Linked DNA regions of Homo sapiens: regions 2 and 3 are each linked to region 1. Evidence: chromatin contacts called from ENCODE Hi-C or POLR2A ChIA-PET data. All regions are on one chromosome and are shown on one strand. The core of a region is the stretch at or near the end of the contact, and the rest is flanking DNA. Distances in the headings are between cores, read along the strand shown.

Evidence for each region. A loop is a pair of places that touch in the nucleus more often than their neighbours do. ChIA-PET counts read pairs that join two places held with the same protein, here RNA polymerase II (POLR2A). Pooled maps may share reads with other maps.
Region 2: a pooled map shows a loop between it and region 1 (4-fold over the local background). The contact joins the promoter of CCDC57 here to the promoter of PCYT2 in region 1. A Hi-C loop is called at or near these places in 1 of 168 maps with a recorded cell type or tissue (CD8-positive, alpha-beta T cell), 4 of 37 single-sample maps with no recorded cell type and 8 of 50 pooled maps. POLR2A ChIA-PET finds 5 or more read pairs at or near these places in 3 of 52 experiments (A673, AG04450 and activated B cell).
Region 3: a loop to region 1 is called in a pooled map, with 4 times the contacts of the local background. The contact joins the promoter of SLC16A3 here to the promoter of PCYT2 in region 1. A Hi-C loop is called at or near these places in 1 of 168 maps with a recorded cell type or tissue (CD8-positive, alpha-beta T cell), 3 of 37 single-sample maps with no recorded cell type and 4 of 50 pooled maps. POLR2A ChIA-PET finds 5 or more read pairs at or near these places in 3 of 52 experiments (A673, AG04450 and Panc1).

The regions. Positions count from the first base shown.
Region 1 is chr17:81,909,541-81,912,943 of GRCh38, forward strand. PCYT2 (phosphate cytidylyltransferase 2, ethanolamine) reads right to left here and starts at 1,859. Exons shown (of 13, transcript NM_002861.5): 1 at 1,727-1,859; 2 at 1-62. The coding sequence starts at 1,815. SIRT7 (sirtuin 7) reads right to left here. Exons shown (of 10, transcript NM_016538.3): 10 at 2,399-3,074. The coding sequence ends at 2,876. RefSeq lists silencers at 1,423-1,562, 1,723-2,012, 2,043-2,212.
Region 2 is chr17:82,211,552-82,214,745 of GRCh38, forward strand. CCDC57 (coiled-coil domain containing 57) reads right to left here and starts at 1,291. Exons shown (of 19, transcript NM_001394669.1): 1 at 1,234-1,291. RefSeq lists a silencer at 832-1,751 and an enhancer at 1,702-2,644.
Region 3 is chr17:82,227,650-82,230,919 of GRCh38, forward strand. It overlaps SLC16A3 (solute carrier family 16 member 3), which reads left to right and starts at 1,393. Exons shown (of 5, transcript NM_004207.4): 1 at 1,393-1,457. RefSeq lists silencers at 449-678, 769-848, 899-1,038, 1,199-1,518, 1,639-1,798 and 1 more.

The DNA of each region.
Region 1 (3,403 bases), core at 609-3,108:
AGTCACCCATGGCCCGTGCCTGGCGCAGCTGGTTGGAGTGGCCGTAATGCACCATGTCATAGCTGTGGAGACAGAGAGAGTGGGTGGTCCCTGTGCCAAGGGTGGGGACCAGGTGTCCCTGTGGGTTAGGGGCAGAGCTTTGCTCCTCTGAGGACTCCTTAGGAAGCGCTCTGAGAAGCTGCTGCTGGGAGCCCTGGGACTGGGATTCGGAGGATGTAGGTGCTCAGCTCTCCACCCCACTGGCTCCTGGGCCTGACGGTGGGACCCCTGTGCCAGATCTAGAAAGGGTGGCAGGGGCAGAGATGTCAAGGCCTGGCTGGGTCTAGAGGACTGGTGGGTGCAGGACAGACTGGAGCCCACTGAAAGCTGCAGGGCCACGTGTCCTATCCCCTCACCAAATATCAACTGCCCTGGGCAGTCACTTTAAAATAAGCCGATGTTAACTCTTGGGGTAGGGTTGGATCCTAGACTACCTTGAGACAAGCAAACAGTCCCTGGGGCTAACCCAAAACAAATCCAACCACAAAATAAAACCCTGGGAATCACTGGCCCTGAAAATCCTGTCTCTCCTCCCTTACGGCCTCAAGCTCAGCAGGCTTAACGCTAAGGGTGAACAGCCACTGCCTTGCCACCTGGCTCGAGAGTTTTCATTCACAAATCTAGGTCTGCTAACACGTGAACTCTCAAGCCCAAAGCTACACAGCCCTGCCACCAACTGGGCCTCGCTGCCCTGGCTTCTTCGCCACTTCTTTACAGCAGCGGCCCATCCCCTCAAGTGGACAAAGCTGTCCCTGCCTCTCCAGGGAGAGGTGTGACCCTGGCAGCCCACACAGTGCACAGAGTTGCTCCACTGCACACCACTGCTTCCTCCCAGCACCCCTGCCACAGTGCGCGGAGCCCGGCAGACATGCTGGGTAAAATCTGGCGGGCCCATGTACCCACTGGACAGGCTGGAGGGGAGGAGGGGGCAGAGGCTGGGCCAGGGGAGCACAGTCTGGAATGGGGCTGGGGCCTGGTCAGGGCAAGGTCAAAGTCCACTGACACAAAGCCACATTCCTTTTCCCAGAGGTGACTCGGACACAGAAGACAAGGCCCTGCTTGCTCTCCTGGGAAGGGCTAATCAGATAGAGGCGCTTGCTTCCTGGATTCCATCCGGCAGGCACGTGAAAGGGTCAGAGGTAGCAAATTATCAGTAACGGTCGTCTTCCTTTCACTTGTTGACAACCCGAAACTTTTCTTAAAACAATGCCCTCTGACTGGCCAGGGAAGACCGATCGCATTCTAGCCCCGCGGAGGAGGACCCGGGAGCCCGCGGGCTTCACCGCGGGTCCCGGACAGGCAGGTCGCACCCGATGCCCACCTACAGGGACGCTCGCCCGGAGGCCAGGGGAACCCCTGGACCGGAGCCGGGCAAGCTGGTTGCTGGTGGTTACGGAGAAGCAGGGAGGCCGTGGCTCCAGATCTCAGCGCGGTGGCTGCACCGGAGAGGTCGGCGTGACCGGGCGGGGCCTCCGCCAGAGGTAGACGGGGTCGCCCACGGCAGGGCGCGGAGCCTCTGCAGCCCGACCCTCCCGGCAGGCGAGCCCCGCAGCCTGCCAGCCCCGGCCCATGCCGGACGAGGACGCCACCCAGAACGCGGGCCCGGTCCCCGGGCAACGGCTGGCGCGGCGCCCCGGAAGGAAGCCGGCCCCGGCGCCCCCGCGGCCCGCCCCGGCCCCGCGCTCACCAGCCATCGCACCACACCCTCACGGCGCGCCTGCCCCCCGGGCCCGGCTGCTCTGCGCCGCCTGCAGCCCCGCGCCCGTTCCGGATCATGGCCCCGCAGCGGCGGCGCGGACAGCCTGGCAGCTCCCGGCGACTCCGAGCGCCGCCGCCCGCCCCGCCAGGCGCACGCTCAGCGGCCGTCACGCGGGCCTCACCCGCTGCGCACGGCCAATGGCGTGCGCCGCTCGGCCCGAGCCCCGCCCCCGCCTCCCCCGCCCCGCCTCCCGCCCTCCGCCCCGAGCCCCACCCCCCGAAGGCCGCGCCCCACCGCACCTCCGCGCACGGCCAATGGCGTGAGCCCCTGACAGAGTCCCGCCCCCTCCAAACGCACAGCCAATGGCGTGTGCCGCGCTTTCCGAGCCCCGCCCCCCGACCCACACCTGGCCTCTCCGCACCGCCCACACCTGGCGCTCGGCTGGCGGGGCAGTGCGGCGTGGGGACCGTCCCACCGCCGCCACCTCCGGGAACCTCCACGGGGCGCTGTCCCAACCAGGGGAGTTTTTTTTCTTATTTTTTGGCACAATAATCTACAGTTGTCCCCTGTCCAACCAAGGGAGTTTTAAGCCACGACCGAGCTGCCAGGCGGCAGACCTGAGCCCGGGGAGCCCGCGCCGACCACTCGGGGACACCGGAAGCCAGTGCAGAAACGTTTAATAGAAATAAAAAGGTCTGCATAGAGCCGAGGCTCGGAGCCACCCCTCTGCCGCACATCCAGTACAGAGAGGATTCTATAAAGTTCACACTTTTTCATTAAGTAGTAGTAGAAATACGGTGAGGCCCTGAGACTGGCCTGGTGAGCGAGGAAAGGCCGCTGGGCGCTTCCACTCTGCAGGCCGGGGCTGAAATAACCCGAGTTCCGTTCTCACAGAAAGGTGCGGCTGCCACCTCTTGACACAGAGGCCGGATGGGCAGGTGTCCTCGATGGCCAGGCCGTATCAGGGTACAACCGCAGCAGTGCAAGGGGCTTCCTCAAGGACAAATGGCTAAAAATGTCACGGTGAAAATGTCATCCCCAAAGAGTTCGTTCTCCCTAGACCCGTGGGGGCAACCCAGCCTTCACCGTGACACTGGCCATCTGCAAAGTGCCAACTGTTCTTCATCGAGCACGTGATTACGTCACTTTCTTCCTTTTTGTGCGTTTTGTGCAGCCCCTGCCAAACCAGCCCCCTAGGATGGGGGCCGAGCTAAGCGGTGCACCCCGGTCCCCAGGCGGGGCCTCCTCTCTGCTTCTGCACAGCGACTTCCGACTGTGGCTGCCTTCTTCACCAGCACGCAGGGGAGTCGCCAGTGAGAAAATGGGATCCTGCCACCTGCCAAAAAGGGAAAGCGGCATCAGGCGGGCCTGGGAGCCTCTCGCAGTCACACCTGCCCCAGCTCGGGAAAGCTGTCTGCGGTCCCTGCCTTCCCATCCCCTTCCCTCCCGTGTCAACTGCGGCGGGGCTCTGGTTGGCGGCAGCTTCATTGTTACCAAGCTGCAGAACGGATGTGGGAGAGGTCACCTCTTAGGTGGTGACTCAAAGGTCGGCACCCACACTAGCTCGGTCTCCTCAAAACTCCGTGTCCTTGTCCACCACTGAGCGGCGTGCACACACAGGGTGGGGCAGCAGTGGCCCCAGGGCTGCCTCCGTCTCCAGGGATG
Region 2 (3,194 bases), core at 41-2,540, 300 kb after region 1:
TTTTTTTTTTTTTGAGACCGAGTTTCGCTCTTGTCTCCCAGACTGGAGTGCAATGGCGCGATCTTGGCTCTCCGCAACCTGCGCCTCTCGGTGTGGTACCCTACTTTGTTTTAACCTGACTGACTCTCTCTTAGCTGAGAGGGCCGGACAGACACCATTTTGGTTTCTTCGCTTGCAGCCCCTTGTCCCCGTCCCTTAAGGACATAACTGGGGCAAGCTGACTCCAAGCACATCCAGGAATGCGCTTACTGATAAAATACTGATAAGAAACTGGAGCAAGCTGTACCAGCAGCTCCTGGGAACGCGCTCGGTTGATGGTACCCAAAGCCCCTGCGTTTATCACTTTGTGATAATTTAAGCCCCTGTACCTGGAACTGTTTATTTTCCTGTAACTGTTTCTGTAACCATTTATCTTTTAACTTTTTGCCTATTCTGCTTCTGTAAAAAAATCGCTTCAGCTAGCCTCCCCTCCTCTATTTAGACCAAGGTATCAAAAGAAATCTAGCCCCTTCTTCGGGGCCGAGGGAATTTGCAGCTCTAGCAGTCTGTCAGTCGCTGGCAATACAGGACTCCTGAGTAGTCTCAGAGTGTGGCGTTCTCTCTATAACTCCCTCAGTTACAACATCGGGTTCAAGCGATTCTCCTGCTTCAGCCTCCGGAGTAGCTGGGATTACAGGCGTGCACCACCACGCCCAATAATTTTTGTATTTTTAGTAGAGAGGGGGTTTCACCATGTTGGCCAGGCTGGTCTCGAACTCCGGGCCTCAAGCAATCTGCCCGCCTCTGCCTCCCAAAGTGCTGGATTACAGGCGCGAACCACCGCCTCCGGCCTTTTTTTTTCCTCTCTTTTTTTTTTTTTTTTTTTAAACTCACAGACACTGTAAGGCTGCCTGGGCGCGGAGCCGTCCTTGCCGGCGGCGGAACCCGGGGAATTCTCCCGGGGCTGCGGGGCCCTGGTCGGCAGCGCCCACCGCCCCAGGTCACCCACGGGAGACCGAGGGAACGCTCCCGCTCCACGCGGCCGCAACCCCCGCCCCGCCCCGCCGCAGCCTCCGCGAGGGGATCCCCGGTCCGGGCCTGGCCGAGCTCTGAGGGTCGACCTCGCGCTCCAGGTCCCCACCAAAGCGCTGCGTCCGACAGGACGGCAGCTGCTGGGGTTTTCTACAGGAAGAGTGGTCGGAGCGGCGCCCCCCACGCCTCCCACGCCTCCCACGCCGCCCGCCCGCACCTCACCCTAACGCCCGCCAGCAGCGCTGGCCAGGTCCCGCCGCGTTGCCACAGCGACCGGGTCAGTCGGCCGCGTCCGGCTGCGCTCGGTGCAGCGCTCGGGTCCCGCCGACAGGAAACGGGGTCCCTGGCGCTAGGTTCCGGCCCCTCCCGCCCCGCCGGGTTCCGCGCTGCGCCCGGGTCCGAGGGGCGCCCCGGCCGACCCGACCACCGCCGCAGATCGAAGGAGGGAGCCCGGCCTCCTCACCGGTCAGCGGGGCGACTCCGGACGGGGCTCCGGGCTATGGGGACGGCGGGTTCCGCCGCGCGAGGCGCCCCCACCTTCGCCGCCCCCGGCCCGGCCGAGGGTCCCCAGGCGCCCGCTTCCTGAGGCCGCCCGGCTCGCGGTCCCGAAGGGTTGACTTGAGCTTTTGCCCTGAGATGAAGGGAGCACGGGGCGGCCGAGGCTGCCCGTGGGGGTCTGTTCGGGCCGGGGGCGCCACGAAGTCCTGCCTAAGGGTCGGCTGCGGCCACCGGGGCACGAGTTCCCGGCGCTGCCCACGGGCTCGGAGACCGGCGGGGCCCAGGGGCCGTGCGCGCGGTCGCTCAGACCCTGATTAGGGAACTGGGGGAAGGAGGGGGGTCGGGACCCACCGAGGCCCGAAGTCGCCCCCACCATCCTGTGGGAACAACATCCTCAGGCACAGCCATTCCCAACCATTCACATCCTCAGAAAAAGGCACGTGTCCGTATCCATCTGCGGATGGATGAACAGAGCCCGGCCCCGGGACAGAGCAGCCTGGCTCACCCGAACCCTCAGCCCGCAATTCTGCGTGGGAGTGGAGGGGGTGTTTGGTGTCTGGGAATTCCCCTGGTGGGGCAATAAGCCAGGGGTCTGGTGTCATCCTCCACCCACATTGTTAACACTGGATCACTCCTCTCCGTGCCGTGCCTGCAGCCCAGGCACCCTGCAGCCTGTCCTCCCCGAACCATGCGTCCTGGTAGAGCTGTCTCCCTCGCCCACAGTCCTCAGTCCCGCCTCACACACCAAACCCTCTTCTGCCTCAGGTCCTTTGCGCCAGTTGCCTCTGCCTAGACTTGGTTCCCTGGATGCCCCCTCCCCACCCCATGTGTATGTCCGGCTCCCTGGACCCACCCCCCACACTGTGTGTCTAGCCCCCTGGACCCACCCCCCACTCTGTGTCTAGTCCCCTGGACTCCCCTCCCCACCCCCTGTGTCTAGCTCCCTGGACCCCCAACCTGGCCCATGTGTCCAACTCCCAGGACCCCCCCACCCTGTGTCCAGCTCCCTGGTTTCCCCCACCACCCCATGTGTTTGGCTCCCTGTCCTGCTGCCTTCTCAGTGCTTGTGCACCCCCAGCCTCATCAGACTTGTCACTCTATTAGAACAGGATGTAGGGCCTGGACTGTTGGCTCCCTGCTACCCCCACCCACAGGACAGTGCTGGGGTTGACCCGACTTTGGCTGCACATTTGACTGGCCCCTGGATCAGCTCTAGGACTAGATGTACCCAAAAGGATGCCCACATCCTTGCCTCAGCTCCTGCCTCTGCCCACCCAGAGAGCTGCCTTGCCCCCATGTCCACGATGCAGCCACCAGGCCTGGGTAAGCGTGGGTGTCCGAGACGGGCTGGGACACCCAGAAGAGGAGCCAGGACTTGCTTGGTCTGTATCCCGGCTCTGCATGCCTCAGTGTCCCTGCCTGTAAAGTGGGATCTATGGGAACCCATGTGTGGGCCGGGCACAGTGCTCACACCTGTGAACCCAGCACCTTGGGAGGCCAAAGGGAGGATCCTTTGAGCTCGGGAGACAGGGTCTCGCTCTGTTGCCCAGGCTGTAGTTCAGCGGCGTGATCTCAGCTCACTGCAGCCTCCGCCTCCCAGGTTCAAGCGATTCTCCTGCCTCAGCTTCCTGAGTAACTGGGATTACAGGCACTTGCCACCATGCCCAGCTAATTTTGTATTTTTA
Region 3 (3,270 bases), core at 143-2,642, 320 kb after region 1:
CCCTGGGCGGGAGCACCACCTGCCCTGGGCGGGAGCAGCACGGGCCAACTAAGTAGAGTCTTCATCTGTGAAGTTGGAGGCCCCCTCACCACTTGCCACAGGCCTGTGTTCTGCTCACAGGCACGTGCCCTCATCTTGATGTTTGGGGATGGGGGTGGTTGGGCCCCAGGTAGGGGTGAGGGCCAGACCCAGCCTCTGTGAATGCCAGCGGGAGGGTGGGCTTGTAACATTACATAGAAAGAACAGGCGGCCTTACTGGACCTGATGTCCCGCAAGGCTGGGCTGCAGATGGAGAGCCAAGGCCCACACGGCCTCACTGTCAGGGGTGGCCTCCCCTTGCCCTCTGGAGGGGTCCTCCATTGATACCCCCTGCCTCCTTTGTGTGTGAAGGCACGGGCTTACCAGTGCCTCGGTCCCCGAAGCCCCCGGGTCCGGGAGGGGCCAGTTAAAGCATTCCTGTGGCCCTGGCAGGGTGGCCCTGACAACTAGACTCCTTGGTCCAGGCCAACAAAGGCCTTACTCCCTGGAGCCACCTCAAACCTCAGCACCCAAAGCGGCCCGTTATTTCCATGTTGCAAATGAGAGAAAACAGGCTGGGAGAAGCACCTCACGAGGTCCAGCGGGTGGGCAGCCCTCGCCTCCCCGAAGGTGGGAGCCGCCCCGGCCTCCGCGTCGGGTTCTGGGCCGCGAGAGGGGCGGGGCAGGGGCGCAGGGCTGGAGTCGGTGGCTTTGTAGGGCCCCGCAGGGCGCGGAGCCACCTGGGGAAACGGAAGTTCAGGGAGGGCGAGGCCGTGCCCCACATCCAGGCAGCGCAGGCCGCGGGCCGCTCCCCTAGCCAGGAAGAGCCGCCGTCCGCACCGGGACCGGAGAGGAAGCGGAGGTCTGAAGGGGGACAGGTCGGACGTGGCCTCAGAGAGGGAGGATGTGGGCCCCGGAGCTGAGCCAGGCGGCCGGAACCCCACGGGACCCGCGCGCACCTCCCCACCAAAGGGGCCCCGGCGTTGGGGGGCGAGGGGTCGCTGCCCTGGAGGACGTTGGGACCTGCCGCGCTGCGCTCCGAGGCGGGGAAACGGAGGGACGGCGGGGCGGAGGGGCGAAGCGAGCCTGGACTCCGGGGGAGGCGAGGCCGGGAAGACCCAGTCCCGAGGAGCAGAGGGGGCGGGCCAGCTCCGGGCCGGGGGCGCCGACGGGGCCGGTTCCGGTTGGGGGGGTCCCTGGGCCCGGCGGGGTTGCGGGACGCGCCGTCGGGGAGCTGCGGCCCGGGAGCCCGTCCGGAGGCGGCGCGGGGTCCGGGCGGGGCGCGCAGGGGCGGCGCCAGGCGGTGACGTGCGCGGGGGACGTGCCGCGCCAGCGACCCGAGCACTTAAAGTCGCCCCCGGCGCGGAGCGGACCGGCAGAGGCGGGCAGAGGCGGCGAGAGGCGGCGAGAGGCGGGCTGAGGCGGCCCAGCGGCGGCAGGTAGGCGCGGCCGCGATGCTCGCGCGCGGGCCGGGGCCCAGGAGCTCCCCCGTGCCGGGCAAGGGGGCGACCTCGGGGTCCGCGCTCTCACCCCCACCCCGCCCACTTTGTCCATCAGGTCCGGGGGCGCCCGGGGCATGGACTAGCCTTCTCGACCCCGAGCGGGCCCCACCGAGGGCTCCCGAGAGCCAGCCGCGCCCCTCCGCGCCCTCGCATACCTGGCTGCCCAGTCTCGTCTCCCCCGGTCCGGCCCGGCGCCCACCCGTCGGGCTGCCCTCAGGGGCTGGGCTCGGGCCAGGAGATGGCTGCGCCGGCGGCCAAGCCCGGTCCGGGTATAAATAGCTCGGTCCGCGGTGGCGGGGGGCGCGGGCTATATTTGGTGGGGCTGCTGCAGCCCTCCCTGTATGGGTGGCCTCCCCGAGGGAGTGGGGAGCACTTGCGCTCGGGCCGTGGCGCTTTCCCCTGTTCGCAACACCCTGAACACTCCCCGACCCACACCCGCCCTTGGGCAATGACTAACAGCCCGAGACCGTGCAGGGAAGTGGGGGACCCTCTCCAGAGCCAGGCTGGGCTCCCTGGGTTCGCCCTACCTCCACCCCTGGCCCCCAGCTCGTGGGAAAACCAGGCGCAGCCTTTGGTAGCCTCCCACTTCCTAACCCACGCCTCAGTTTCCCTATACGAAAAGTGGGTTGGTCAGGAGCCTCCCTGGGTGTTGGGCCAGTCAAGAGACAGGAGCCGCAGAGTGGAAGGGAAGCCCTTAGCTCTGGCCGGGGCCTCCAGGGGTGGCTGGAGTCGGTGAGGGACGATGGGGGGAGCCGAGGGGCGGCTGTCCTCCTCTCTGTCCCAGAGGCATGGGCTGAAAGGGTCCCTCTCCTGGTGATGGCCAGAGTCAGGCCTGCTGGGCGGGAAATGGCAGTTGGCCCACCCCAAGGCCCAGGGGCTTGTCCATGCTGAGCACAAGGGTGGGAGGTCTTGTGTCTGTTGGGGCCGGGGAGTCCAAGGTCCCAGCTTCACTGCACAGGCCTGGAAGTCAGGTGGGTGCTGGCCTGACCCTGCTGAAGGAGGGTCTATTCCGCCAGCGTGGTGTGGAGGCGGCTGGGCTCGACTCCCTCATGGAGGGAAGGAACTGAGGAGGTGCTAGGAGGCCGTGGGGGGGTGTCTGCCCCCAGAGAGGCTTTGAGTGCATGGGGGCTCTGCCGTGGCACGTGCAGCGTCTGTCCCCCAGGGCCCCATGGTGTGGACAGAGTCTGGGGTGGGCACCTGGAGGCCTGGTCTCAAGGCAGGCTTGGTAACGACCCCATGTGACCTTGGGCAGGGCCCGCCATCCAGGCCACCCAGAAAGCCATGTGGCCTGCACGATCAGGCCAGACCCCACTGACTGGAGCGGGGCACTTTACTTTGGAGGGGCAGCTACCAGAGGGCTCTATGGATCCCAGCCCAGCCGTCAGGCCGGACGGGTCCCCCCTACTGGCCTGCAGTGACCCTTATGCCAGGCTCGGCTGGCTCAGCGGTGGGTCCTGGGGTGACCTGGCCACGTGGGACAGAAGGGCCTGTGCCGCTCCCTCCAGTGAGGTGCCAAATGTGGGCCACACTCTGGGCCCCAGCGGGGGCCTTCCGGGCAGTGGCGCAGAGCCATTGGAGGTGCCCGGGCCCTGGGGCAGGGGCGGGGCGGGAGCAGACAGAGCTCAGGGCGTCCTCCTAGCGTCACCTGCCCGAGTCAGGCCCATCTGTGAAATGGGCCACGCCGGGCAGCCGCACGCAACGGAACCGAACCGCCGGGCTCCTGCTCCGAGACCCGCAGTTCACGAGTCGA